Regions from separate parts of the Homo sapiens genome. Here all the other regions are linked to region 2. Evidence: chromatin contacts called from ENCODE Hi-C or POLR2A ChIA-PET data. All regions are on one chromosome and are shown on one strand. Each heading gives the region's core, a stretch centred on a gene start or an enhancer-like site at or near the end of the contact. The rest is flanking DNA. Distances are from core to core; before and after follow the strand shown.

Region 1 (3,091 bases), core at 263-2,762, 410 kb before region 2:
GGTGGGCACCCGTAATCTCAGCTACTGGGGAGGCTGAGGCAGAGAATTGCTTGAACTCGGGGAGGCGGAGGTTGCAGTGAGCCGAGATCGCGTCTCTGCACTCCAGTCCAGCCTGGGTGACAGAGCGAGACTCCGTCTCAAAAAAACAAACAAACAAACAAAAACCTGGAACAGATCCTTCCCTCACAGCCTCAGAAGGAACCAACCCCGCTAACACTTTGATCTTGGTACCACCCAGTCTGTAATACCTTGTCATGGAAGCCCTAGCAAATTAATACAAATGCTAACACCATCTCATGAGGCAAACAACAGTCTTTAAAAAAAACCTTTTTTTGTTTTTTTTTTTGTTGTTGTTTTTGAGACAGGGTTTTTTGCTCTGTCACCCAGCCTGGAGTGCAGTGGCACGATCTCGGCTCACTGTAACCTCCGTCTCCCGGGTTCAAGTGATTCCCCAGCCTCAGCCTCTCGAGTAGCTGGGATTACAGGTGTGCACCACCATACCTGGCTAATTTTTGTATTTTTAGTAGAGACAGGGTTTCGCCATGTTGGCCAGGCTGGTCTCGAACTCCTAACCTCAAGTGATCTGCCCACCACCAGCCTGGCCAACATGGCGAAACCCCATCTTTGCTAAAAATACAAAAATTAGCCAGGCATGGAAGCGCATGCTTGTAGTCCCAGCTATTTGGGAGTCTGAGCCAGGAGACTCGCTTGAATCCGGGAGGCGGAGGTTGCAGTGAGATGAGATTGTGCCACCACACTCCAACCTGGGGAACAGAGTGAGACTCTATGTCCAAAAAAAAAAAAAAGAAAAATTAAAATTAAATTAAATAAGATATGCAAATGGCCAAAGAGCATATCAAAAGACATTCAAAATCGGCTGGGCGCGGTGGCTCACACCTATAATCCCAGCACTTTGGGAGGCCAAGACAGGTGGATCACCTGAGGTTGGGCATTCGAGACCAGCCTGGCCAACATGGTGAAACCCCATCTCTACTAAAAATACAAAAAAATTAGCCAGGCCTGGTGGCAGGTGCCTGTAATCCCAGCTACTTGGGAGGCTGAGGCAGAAGAATTGCTTGAACCCGGGAGATGGAGGTTGCAGTGAGCCACGATCACACCATTGCACTCCAGCCTGGGTGACAGAGCGAGAGTCTGTCTAAAAAAAAAAAAAAAAAAAAAAAAAGAAAGATATTCAAAATCATTAGCCATTACGGAAATGCAAATCAGGACCACAGTGAGATACCACTACACACCCACGAGGGTGGCTATTTTAAAAACCCATAAACCCCCAAAATGAACAGTAACAGGTGTTGATGAGGATGTGGGGAAATCAGAATTCTCAGACAGTACTAGTGAGAATGTACAATGTTGCAACGGCTTTGGGAAAGTCTGGCAGTTCCTCAAAATGTTAAACATAGTTACCACGTGACCCAGAAACTCTACTTCTCAGCATATACCCAGAGCAATGGAAACACATCCTCACATCAACTTGCCAGGAATGTCCACAGCCGCTCGATTCACAGTAGCCAAAGGTGGAAAGAACCCAAATGCCTGTCAGCAGATGAATTAACGCACAAAATGTGTTCCTTCCATACATAGAACATGATTCAGCCATAAAAAGGAAGGAAGCACTGATCCATGTTGCAGTGTGTGTGAACCCCAAAAACATGATGCCTAAGTGAGAGAAGCCGGACACAAAAGGCCACAGAATGTGAGATTCCACTGACATGAAATGCCCAGAACAGGCAAATCCATAGAGACAGGAAGCAGGTTGGTGGCTGTCAGGGATTGGGGGAGGGGAATGGGAAGTGACTGCTGATGGGGACGTGGGTTTTCTTTTGGGAAGGTGAAAATGTTCTAAAATAATGTTCTAAAATGGATCGTGGTGATCAATGTACAACTCTGTGAATTTACAAAAAAATCATCAAATTGGCTGGGCGCGGTGGCTCACGCCTGTAATCTCAGCACTTTGGGAGGCCGAGGCGGGCGGATCACGAGGTCAGGAGATCTAGACCATCCTGGCTAACACGGTGAAACCCCATCTCTACTAAAAATACAAAAAATTAGCCAGGCGTGGTGGCGGGCGCCTGTAGTCCCAGCTACTCGGGAGGCTGAGGCAGGAGAATGGCGTGAACCTGGGAGGCAGAGCTTGCAATGAGCTGAGATCGCGCCACTGCACTCCAGCCTGGGCGACAGAGCGAGACTCCATCTCAAAACAAACAAACAAACAAACAAAAACATCAAATTGTACACTTTAAATAGGTGGATTGTAAAATACATGAATTATATATCAATAAAGCTGTTTTTAAAAATTATTTATTATTATTATTATTATTGAGATGGAGTCTCGCTCTGTGGCCCAGGCTAGAGTGCAGCGGTGTGATCTCAGCTCACTGCAACCTCTACTTCCTGGGTTCAAGTGATTCTCATGCCTCAGCCTCCCAAGTAGCTGGGAATACAGGGGTGCACCACCATGACCAGCTAATTTTTGTATTTTAGTAGAGACGGGGTTGCACCATGTTAGCCAGGTGGTTTCGAACTCCTGACCTCAAGTGATCCACTGGCCTCAGTCTCCTGCCTTGACTTCCCAAAGTGCTGGAATTACAGACGTGAGCTGCCACGCCCGGCCAGCTATTTTTATTTTAATTTAATTTTATTTTTTTTGAGACATGGTCTCACTCTGCCACCCAGGCTGGAGTGTGGTGGTGTGATCACAGCTCACTGCAGCCTCAGCCTCCCCAGGCTCGGGCAATCCTCCCACCTCAGTCTCTCAAGTAGCTGGGATTACAGGCACGTGCCACCACTCCTGGCTAATTTTTTATAGAGATGGGGTCTCACCATGTTGCCCAGGCTGGTCTTAAACTGCTGAGCTCAAGCAATCCACCCACCTTGGCCTCCCAAAATGTTGGGATTACAGGTGTGAACCACCACGCCTGGCCAGCAAAGCTGTTTTTAAAGAAAGTGTTCACAATTTAACAAACTAAAGCCATGCCTTTCAAACTTTGGAAGAGAACCCTCTGCAGAAATATAATAAGACATGAAGAATCAGGAGAGTTTGTCTTTCTGCAACTCTCTGTCCTTCATCCTTTTG
Region 2 (3,044 bases), core at 265-2,764:
TACTGGAAACTAAAGAGCCGAGATTGAGGGGCGGGCTGGAGCCTGGGGGCTGGGTTCATATCCCACCTCAGCTGCAAAGTCCCATGGACTACGTGGGTGTGAATAATGTCCCTGCCGAAGCTCAGTTTGTCCCAGGAACCTGCCCACACACCCAGGGAAGACAGTCGTTGCCATCAGGGTTGGTTTTGAGGTCTGAGTCAAGGCCTGGGGGCAGGGCGGGGGGCGGTTGGCAGGGTGAGATGGAAGGTTCGATAGTGGGGCGCCTGACTCACTGCTGCCCCCTGACTCCCCTAGACATGTCCAGAGGTGGATGAAGAAGGTTTCACTGTCCGGCCTGATGTGACCCAGAACAATATCCTTCTGGCACCCCCTGGGGGCAGTTGTTGGCACAGCAAGGACAAAATTCTCCGTAATAACCAGTCCACCTTCAGCAGTCCTCTCTGTGTACATCCTGGAGAGAGTCTCCTTTGTGGATGAAGCCAACCTAAATGTAAACACCCACTCTATGGGGTCAGCACTGGGCAAGAGGGAGAGAGAAAAGGAGATCTAGCAGGGCTTCCTGGAGGAGGGGGCACCAGTGTTGGGGTTTTGCAGCCGAATAGGAGTTTGCCAGTTAGTTCTGGGCATGCTTGTGCAAAGGCTTCTCGGGGGGGGTGGGAGTGCTGGTGGGACATGGTGTCAGGACTGAAGGTGGCGCGTGGTGAGCGATGGGATTGGGCAGGACCTCGAAGGGTTTGAGCAGGGAGGGACGAGGCTGGATTGGAGAGCTGACTGGGGGAAAGCTTGTGTTGGGATTGGCTTGGACCTTGACTGCAGCCCACGCACGGCCGAGCCCTCCCGTTTCTCGTCCAGCGACTCCGACTTCGACGATGAAGAGCCCCGCAAGTTCTATGTGCACATCAAGCCTGCCCCGGCCCGGGCTCCAGCCTGCAGCCCCGAGGCAGCAGCGGCACAGCTCAGGGCCACCGCGGGCAGCCTCATCCTTCCTCCTGGCCCAGGGGTGAGGCGTGGGAGGGGTGCCCTGGGTGTTGCTAGAGAGGCTGGCTGGATGCATTCGTGTGTGATGTTGCCCACTTTGTCCACAGGGCACCATGAAACGCCATTCTTCACGTGAGTAGCCTTTGGTCTTCAGAGTGGGGAGGATCCTAAGGAAGGGAGGCTATGGGTTTGGGCTTGAATCATAACTCCGTTTTGTAACTTTGGGCAGGCTGCTTAACCACACTGACCTTCAGTCTCCTTTTCTGTAAAATGAGGTCATTATGAAATTAAGTGAGAGCTGAAAGGGGTAGCTGGGGCCAGGAGAAGCTAGCATCTGGAGACAGGCTCGCTTAGGCTTGAATCCATGTCTGCCTGATTTGCTGATCACCTTGGGCAACTGGCTGGACACCCCCGAGCCTCGGTCCCTTGGTCTGTGGAGTGGGGAGCATTGCAGGCAGGGTGACAAGAAGGCTGAAGGAGGTGCATCTCTTGTAGGGGACGCTGCTGGGAAACCCCAGAGACCTCGGTCTGCCCCCAGAACCAGCAGGTGGGTTCCACACGAGTGGGCAGGTGGGGGCTGTCCCCACCTCCTCCCTCCACCTCCCCATGTCTCCGCCTGGTGTTCTCTTGTCCCGGCTGGGAGTTGACGTCATGCTGGGGTTTTTTTGTTTTTGTTTTTGTTTTGAGACAGAGTCTCACTCTGTCACCCAGGCTGGAGTGCGATTTCAGCTCACTGCAACCTCCACCTCCTGAGTTCAAGCGATTTTCATGCCTCAGCCTCCTAAGTAGCTGAGATTACAGGCACCCACCACCACGCCCAGCTAACTTTTGTATTTTTAGTAGAGACAGGGTTTCACCATGTTGGCCCGGCTGGTCTCGAACTCCTGACCTCAAGTGATCTGCCCACCTCGGCTTGCCAAAGTGCTGGGATTACAGGCATGAGCCCTTGTGCCTGGCCCATGCTGGCTTTTGAGGGACCATTTAGTCATTCATTTGATGAACATTTATTGAGTGCCTGCTGTGTACCTGTGCTGTTCTAGGGTCTGGGTTCTGAGACAGGTCTCCCTTCTCAGAGTCACATTCTAGTGACTCCAGATTTTAAGAATAGCAAATAGGGCCAGGCGTGGCGGCTCACGCCTGTAATTCCAGCACTTTGGGAGGCCAAGGCAGGCGGATCACCTGAGGTCGAGAGTTCGAGACCAGCCTGACCAACATAAAGAAACCCCATCTCTACTAAAAATACAGCATTAGCCAGGCATGGTGGCACATGCCTGTAATCCCAGCTATTCGAGAGGGTGAGGCAGGAGAATCGCTTGAACCTGGGAGGCGGAGCTTGCAGTAAGCCACTGTTGTGCCATTGCATTCCAGCCTGGGCAGCAAGAGGAAACTCCGTCTCAAAAAAAAAAAAAAAAAAAAAAAAAAAGCAAATAAGTTAGAGCATATTCGATACTTCTAAGTGCTACGAAGAAACTAAAGCAGATGACGCGAAGACAGGAGGAGGTGACTTCCCTTGAGGTGGGGTTGGGAACCTCCCTGAGGGGGTGACTTGGAGCTAAGCCCCAAAGAGGAGCTAGGAGGTGACTGTGAAGAGAGCTGGGGAAATGGAACTCCAGACTGGGAACAGGCTGCACACAGTGGCTCACACCTGCAATCCCAGCACTGGCCAAAGCAGCCAGATCACTTGAGGTCAGGAGTTTGGGATCAGGCTGGCCAGCATGGTAAAACCCCGTCTCTGCTAAAAATACAAAAATTAGCCGGGCATGGTGGCAGGTGCCTGTAATCCCAGCTACTCTGGAGGCTGAGGCAGGAGAATCGCTTGAACGCAGGAAGCGGAGGTTGCAGCAAGCTGAGATCGTGCCACTGCACTGCAGCCTGGCCGACAGAGCAAGACTCCGTCTCAAAAAAAAAAAAGACTGGGAACAGCATGTGCAAAGGCCCCAGGGTGGGATGAGGCTTGGGAAAAATAGAAGCAGCCCTCTTGGCCTCACCCTCTCTAGCTGTGCAGAGAGATTGCAGTCAGAGGAGCAGGTGTCCAAGAACCTCTTTGGGCCGCCCCTGGAGTCAGC
Region 3 (3,022 bases), core at 63-2,562, 490 kb before region 2:
GCAGGAGAAGCTGTTGAACCCTGGAGGAGGAGGTTGCAGTGAGCTGAGATCACACCACTGCACTCCAGCCTGGGCAACAAGAGCAAAACTCCGTCTCAAAAATAAATAAATAAATAAAACAAAGACAAGGTCTCCGCCTGTAATCCTAGCACTTTGGGAGGCCGAGGCGGGCGGATCACCTGAGATCAGGAGCTCAAGACCAGCCTGGACAACATGGTGAAACCCCATCTCTACTAAAAATACAAAAATTAGCCGAGAGTGGTGGCACATGCCTGTAATCCCAGCTACTTGGGAGGCCGAGGCAGAATAGCTTGAACCTGGGAGGCAAATGTTGCAGTGAGCCCAGATTGCGCCACTGCACTCCAGCCTGGGCGACAGGGTAAGATCCGGCTCAAAAAAAAAAAAAAAAAAAAAAAAAAAAATAGGGCCTCACTCCGTTGCCCAGGCTGGTCTCAAACTCCTGCACTCACTAAAAGAAAAGAAAAGCAACAACAAACTAGTAGGCTCAAACGATCTTCTCTCCTCAGCCTCCCAAAGCACTGTGCTTAAAGGCGTGAGCTGGGCCCTCGGCCTGGGGGTTGGAAATTGAAGCCTCTATTTTATGTATTTATTTATTTTCTGAGACAGAGTTTTGCTCTGTTGCCCAGGCTGGAGTGCAGTGGTGTGATCATGGCTCACTGCATCCTCGAACTTCCGGGCTCAAGAGATTCTACCAACTCAGCCTCCCAAGTAGCTGGGACCACAGGTGCAAGCCACCCACGCCCGGCTAGTTTTTTGTATTTTTTTGTAGGGACTGGGTTTATCCAAGTTGCCCAGGCTGGTCTCGAACCCCAGAGCTCAAGCAACCCTCCTGCCTGGGCCTCCCGAAGTGCTGGGATTACAGGTGTGAGCCACCGTGCCCGGCCTAAGCCTCTCATAAGGCCGTGCTCCCTGCCAGAGGCCACCCTTGAAGAAGATTCCCTGAGACTTAATGACCTGGGGCACCCCGGACTTTCTTAATCGTAGCTCCACCCACTCGAGCCGGGTGCCTTCGCGTTTCCCGTTTTTAAATGAGATAGTGGCACACCCGGTGGCATCCTCCCACCCGGGCTCTTATCGGCGGTCCCAGACCCTGCTTGAGCGCCTCCGGGTGTCAAGGGCCCCTGAGGACACTAAAGCTCTCGAACCCCGATGTGGACCCCCGTGCGGCGCGGGGCAGCCTGGCTGGGAACCCTGCTCGGCCCTGGAGAGGGGCCCCCCGAGCCGAGGGGAGGAGCGGCGCATGCCCACAAGCCCCCCGCGGGAAGTAGGAAATCGACCGACCAGGCGGTGCGCTTCGGACCCAGCCAGGGCATGTGCTCGGAGGCCCGCCTGGCTCGCAGGTTGCGGGATGCGCTGCGGGAGGAGGAGCCGTGGTGAGGGCGGGGCCGGGGGCGGGCCAGGAGTGGGGGTCTTTGGCCGGGGTCCACTCTGACCGCGGTGTTTGCAGGGCAGTAGAGGAGCTGCTGCGCTGCGGCGCGGACCCTAATTTGGTGCTAGAGGACGGCGCAGCGGCTGTGCACTTGGCGGCCGGAGCCCGGCACCCGCGCGGCCTGCGTTGCCTCGGGGCCCTACTGCGCCAAGGCGGGGACCCCAACGCTCGGTAAGATAGAGCCTGGGTCCGGGGCGGGGTCTCCCCAAGCCGAAGTCTGGGAATCCGGGAAGGGGCGCCCCATCATCCCGGGCCAGGCCTCGGGGCTCGAGGGTGGGGTTTAGGGGATCTTGGGGAGGGAACTTGGGGGTCCAAGGGCAGGGGCTAGGGCTCGAGGGAGGCGCTGGGGTCCCAGACCGAGGGCGTGGAATGGGGCTGCGCTAGGACCAAAGTGGGGATCAAGGGTTCGGATATTGGAGTGGAGGCACCAGGGTCAGACGGCAGAGGTTTGGGTCCTGGCCTGAGGTCATAGCATCTAGGTTCCAAGGGCAGTGTACCAGGGTGGACGGCGGAGATCCGGGAGGCCGAGAACGAAGGCTCCAGGTCCCCAGAGCGGAGATCGGGGTTCCTGCCGGGAGGCTGAGTCCGCAATGACCCCTCTTGCGCTGCCGCCCCAGATCTGTCGAGGCACTGACGCCGCTGCATGTGGCCGCCGCGTGGGGCTGCCGCCGCGGCCTGGAGCTGCTGCTGAGCCAAGGAGCGGACCCGGCGCTGCGCGACCAGGTTGGGAGGCACTGCGCGGGCAAAGAAAGGCTGGGTGAGCCCAGAGGGAGGGAAGGAAGGTAAGAGGGCCTCGGGCGCCCCCTGCTGACCGCGCCCCTGTAGGACGGACTCCGGCCGCTGGACCTGGCCCTGCAGCAGGGACACCTGGAGTGCGCGCGAGTCCTGCAGGATCTCGACACGCGGACCAGGACCCGGACCCGGATCGGGGCAGAGACTCAGGAGCCCGAGCCTGCACCTGGCAGTGAGTAGGGCCTGCAGGGCTGCTGGGGCTTGACTTCTGGACCAGTCCCTGACATCCAGGGTCTTCCCCACCCCACCCATTGGTTCTGACCGTCTCACATCCACTATTTGTGGCCAGCTCTTTCGGCCTCAGACACTCTGATCTCCTTTTTCTGTTTGATCCTATTCTCATCGCTGTCTCATCCCTCCTCCTCTCCTCTCTGGCCCCCACTCTCACCTGCAGCCCCAGGCCTCTCTGGACCTACCGATGAGACGCTGGACTCCATAGCACTCCAAAAGCAGCCATGCAGAGGTGACAACAGGGACATTGGCTTGGAGGCTGACCCAGGACCCCCCAGCCTCCCTGTTCCCCTTGAAACTGTGGACAAACATGGGAGCTCGGCGTCCCCTCCAGGGCACTGGGATTACAGCTCAGACGCCTCTTTCGTCACAGCGGTTGAGGTCTCTGGAGCTGAGGACCCAGCCTCGGACACTCCCCCCTGGGCTGGGTCATTGCCACCGACCAGGCAGGGACTTCTGCATGTTGTCCATGCCAACCAGAGGGTACCTAGGTCTCAGGGCACGGAGGCAGAACTGAATGCCCGTCTGCAGGCCCTGACTCTGACCCCA
Region 4 (3,150 bases), core at 212-2,711, 260 kb before region 2:
TCCTCCCACCACAGCCTCCCAAGTAGCTGGGACCACAGGCAGCTGCCACCGGGTCCAGCCTTGGCTTCCCAACGTGCTGGGATTACAGCTGTGAGCCACCAAGCCCAGCTACAGCTCTCAAGAAGTACAGTCTTGTACTTCTTTTATTAAATTTATGCCTACTTTATACTTTATGATGCTATGGTAAATGGAATTGTTTTCTTAATTTGCTACTGATTTTAAAATCCACTACCTGTGTGAGTTGAACTGCGCTTACACACATCACTGAAATATCCCACTCTCAGAAGTGGCCCAGCCTCCCCAGGCCCACCAGGCCTTCTTCCCCTTCCAGCCCTCTGTCCAGGCAAGAACTCGATTGGAGGCCTTTCTGGGCACTCAGAGGGACACACCACCACACTAGGAGGGTTAGCTTAAAAAATTCAACAAGCATGGCCAGGCGCAGTGGCTTTCGCCTGAATGCTACCACTTTGGGAGGCCGAGGCAGGAAGATCGCTTGAGCCCAGGGGTTCAAGATCAGCCTAGACCATATAGCAAGAGCCCGTCCGTCCGGAAAATGTAAAAAAAAAAAAAAAAAAAATTCAACAAGCATATTTTCATCCCCTACTTTTTTTTGAGATGGAGCCTCGCTCTGTCGCCCAAGCTGGGGTGCAGTGGCACGATCTCGGCTCACTGCAACCTCCGCCACCCCGGTTCAAGCGATTCTCCTGCCTCAGCCTCCCGAGTAGCTGGGACTACAGGCGCCCGCCACTACGCCCGGTTAATTTTTTGTGTTTTCAGTAGAGACGGGGTTTCACCGTGTTAGCCAGGATGGTCTCGATCTCCTGACCTCGTGATCCGCCCGCCTCGGCCTCCCAAAGTGTTGGGATTACAGGCGTCAGCCACCGCGCCCGGCGGTGCAGGAATTTTAAAACTCACCAAAATACGCCCTCCTTCAGAAAATCCCTGCCACCTCGATAGGACGTCCTCTTCTTGAGCTCCCCTCTCCGGCCCTCCCTGATACAGCAAGGTTGAGCATTCGGGCACTGGCTTCCCGAACTCACTTCGACTCAGGCACAGCAGGCAAAGATTCAATGGGTAGGGCCGGACCGACTGCCCGACCTTCGCGGTGCTTCACTTGCCTCACTGCGCATGTGCCAAAGACAATCACCCAAAGTACTCGAAACCAAGCGGCAGGGCCGGCCCTTGCGCAGGCGTACTAGCGACGGCCGTAGGGAGCGCTTCCTCCTCCCCGCCGCCGCCCTCGCCATGGCCGCGCCGGCCCCGGGCCTCATCTCGGTGTTCTCGAGTTCCCAGGAGCTGGGTGCGGCGCTAGCGCAGCTGGTGGCCCAGCGCGCAGCATGCTGCCTGGCAGGGGCCCGCGCCCGTTTCGCGCTCGGCCTGTCGGGCGGGAGCCTCGTCTCGATGCTAGCCCGCGAGCTACCCGCCGCCGTCGCCCCTGCCGGGCCAGCTAGCTTAGCGCGCTGGACGCTGGGCTTCTGCGACGAGCGCCTCGTGCCCTTCGATCACGCCGAGAGCACGTACGGCCTCTACCGGGTGAGAGCTACGGGGGCCGCCGGGGATCACGCCGAGAGGGCCACAGCCACCGCCTACACCCCGGCTACGGAGGCCGCCGGGGGCCATGCCGAAAGGGCCGCGCCCACTGTCTGCACCTCGGCTACGGGGGCCACTGGGTATCATGCCAAGAGGGCCGTGCCCACTGCCTGCACCTCGGCTACGTGGGTCGCTGGGGGTCATGCCAAGAGGGCCGCGCCCACCGGTTGCCCTCGGCTACGGGGGCCACTGGGGGTCATGCCGAGATGGTCACGCCCACTGCCTGCACCTCGACTACGGGGGCCGCTGGGGGTCTAGCCGACAGGGCTCGCCCGCCTCCTGAACCCCGCCTACAGTGGGTCCCGCAGGACCTCACTGCGCCCTCTGCCTTTATCTAGGCAGGGCTAGAAATGGTCTACTTGCAGTCCGTCTTCCTGCTTCATCCGGTGGCCAGGCAGAGGGAACGGCACGGGCAAGGGCCTGGAAGGGAATCCGAGTGGCCCATGTCAAACGATGCCCATAACTCAGCCCCGTAGCGGACGGGGGCACGAGGAATCAGGTGTAGAGCCTGAATCTCAGGGTCCTGATCTCTAACCCCAGCGAGTTCTCGGGGATCCCTGGGCAGCTTTGCCGCTCTGATGGCTCTGCTTCCAGGCTGTTCATCTTTGGCTTTGAGCCTCAGGATTCTATAGAATCAGAGGAGCGCGCTCTTTTAAAGACAGGGTAACTGAGGCTTGGAGGAGCCTTGGCCTGGCCGAGGGAAGAGTGGGAGGGGCGGGCTCAAAGGCCAGGAACCTCAAGTCACTTGAGTCTGGCAGCGTCAAGGGACACCCCATGCTGGGTGTGCCGTCTTCTCTTTGCATAGAATCTTGAGCTGATGATGGTTTTGTGGGTTTTTTATTAAGAGAAAAGGCTTACTGAACGCTTTATATGCATCAATTCATGAGTCCGTACCACAGCCTATGAGATGTTACACTCATTTCACAGATGGAGAAACTGAGGCCAGAAGAGGTGAGCTTACCTGCCCAAGGCATCTAGTGACCAGAGGGGCAGCCAGGGTGTGATCCTGCCTCATCTGACTTCGTAGTTGGGTACACATTTAACTTCCGCCTTCCTGTGTGTGTTTTCCAAGAGCATCATTAAAAAGTTTTGGCCGGGTGCGGTGGCTCACGCGTGTAATCCCAGCACTTTGGGAGGCCGACGTGAGTAGATCACCTGAGGTCAGGATTTCGAGACCAGCCTGGCCAACATGGCAAAACTCTGTCTCTACTAAAAAAAAATACAAAAATTGGCTGGGTGCGGTGGCTCACGCTTGTAATCCCAGCACTTTGGGAGGCTGAGGCGGGCGGATCACGAGGTCAGGAGTTTGAGACCAACCTGACCAACATGGTGAAACCTGTCTCTACTAAAAATGCAAAAATTAGCCAGGTGTGGTGGTGCGCACCTGTAATCCCAGCTACTCGGGAGGCTGAGGCAGGAGTGAGGCATGATCAGTGAACCGAGATCATGCCATTACACTCCACCCTGGGCGACAGAGTGAGACTGTCTTAAAGATAAAAAAAAAAAAAAGCAGGTTTTTGGCCGGGCGTGGTGGCTCATACCTGTAATCTCAGCACTTTG

The links. Hi-C counts contacts between places; a loop is a spot of excess contacts on that map. ChIA-PET counts read pairs that join two places held with the same protein, here RNA polymerase II (POLR2A). Pooled maps may share reads with other maps.
Region 1: a loop to region 2 is called in a pooled map, with 7 times the contacts of the local background. The contact joins two enhancer-like sites. A Hi-C loop is called at or near these places in 2 of 50 pooled maps. POLR2A ChIA-PET finds 5 or more read pairs at or near these places in 3 of 52 experiments (A673, MCF 10A and activated B cell).
Region 3: a loop to region 2 is called in a pooled map, with 2.4 times the contacts of the local background. The contact joins the promoter of ANKLE1 here to the enhancer-like site in region 2. A Hi-C loop is called at or near these places in 1 of 168 maps with a recorded cell type or tissue (mammary epithelial cell) and 2 of 50 pooled maps. POLR2A ChIA-PET finds 5 or more read pairs at or near these places in 2 of 52 experiments (HCT116 and T-cell).
Region 4: a map of PC-3 shows a loop between it and region 2 (6-fold over the local background). The contact joins the promoter of PGLS-DT here to the enhancer-like site in region 2. A Hi-C loop is called at or near these places in 2 of 168 maps with a recorded cell type or tissue (HCT116 and PC-3), 8 of 37 single-sample maps with no recorded cell type and 6 of 50 pooled maps. POLR2A ChIA-PET finds 5 or more read pairs at or near these places in 7 of 52 experiments (GM10248, GM12878, PC-9 and 4 more).

The regions. Positions count from the first base shown.
Region 1 is chr19:17,368,844-17,371,934 of GRCh38, forward strand. The region is part of intron 1 of PLVAP (plasmalemma vesicle associated protein); the gene reads right to left. Among named protein-coding and RNA genes, the nearest start is that of PLVAP, 7.0 kb to the right of the region's middle. Within about 2 kb of position 1,513, at least 6 of the 41 ENCODE cell types and tissues checked have a DNase peak (open chromatin) inside an H3K27ac peak, as active enhancers do.
Region 2 is chr19:17,775,162-17,778,205 of GRCh38, forward strand. FCHO1 (FCH and mu domain containing endocytic adaptor 1) reads left to right here. Exons shown (of 29, transcript NM_015122.3): 15 at 295-352; 16 at 822-1,000; 17 at 1,086-1,110; 18 at 1,474-1,525; 19 at 2,976-3,044. Among named protein-coding and RNA genes, the nearest start is that of B3GNT3, 18 kb to the right of the region's middle. RefSeq lists an enhancer at 1,266-1,605. Within about 2 kb of position 1,515, at least 3 of the 41 ENCODE cell types and tissues checked have a DNase peak (open chromatin) inside an H3K27ac peak, as active enhancers do; they include GM12878, where a contact is called at or near this core.
Region 3 is chr19:17,280,589-17,283,610 of GRCh38, forward strand. It overlaps ANKLE1 (ankyrin repeat and LEM domain containing 1), which reads left to right and starts at 1,313. Exons shown (of 9, transcript NM_152363.6): 1 at 1,313-1,394; 2 at 1,469-1,621; 3 at 2,068-2,173; 4 at 2,276-2,414; 5 at 2,637-3,022. The coding sequence starts at 1,333. RefSeq lists silencers at 1,175-1,224, 1,235-1,324.
Region 4 is chr19:17,510,428-17,513,577 of GRCh38, forward strand. PGLS-DT (PGLS divergent transcript) reads right to left here and starts at 1,462. Exons shown (of 3, transcript NR_147835.1): 1 at 916-1,462. It overlaps PGLS (6-phosphogluconolactonase), which reads left to right and starts at 1,222. Exons shown (of 5, transcript NM_012088.3): 1 at 1,222-1,533. The coding sequence starts at 1,246. RefSeq lists enhancers at 68-725, 726-1,382, 950-1,199, 1,693-1,987, 1,950-2,209 and 1 more and silencers at 1,260-1,389, 1,400-1,449, 1,693-1,987.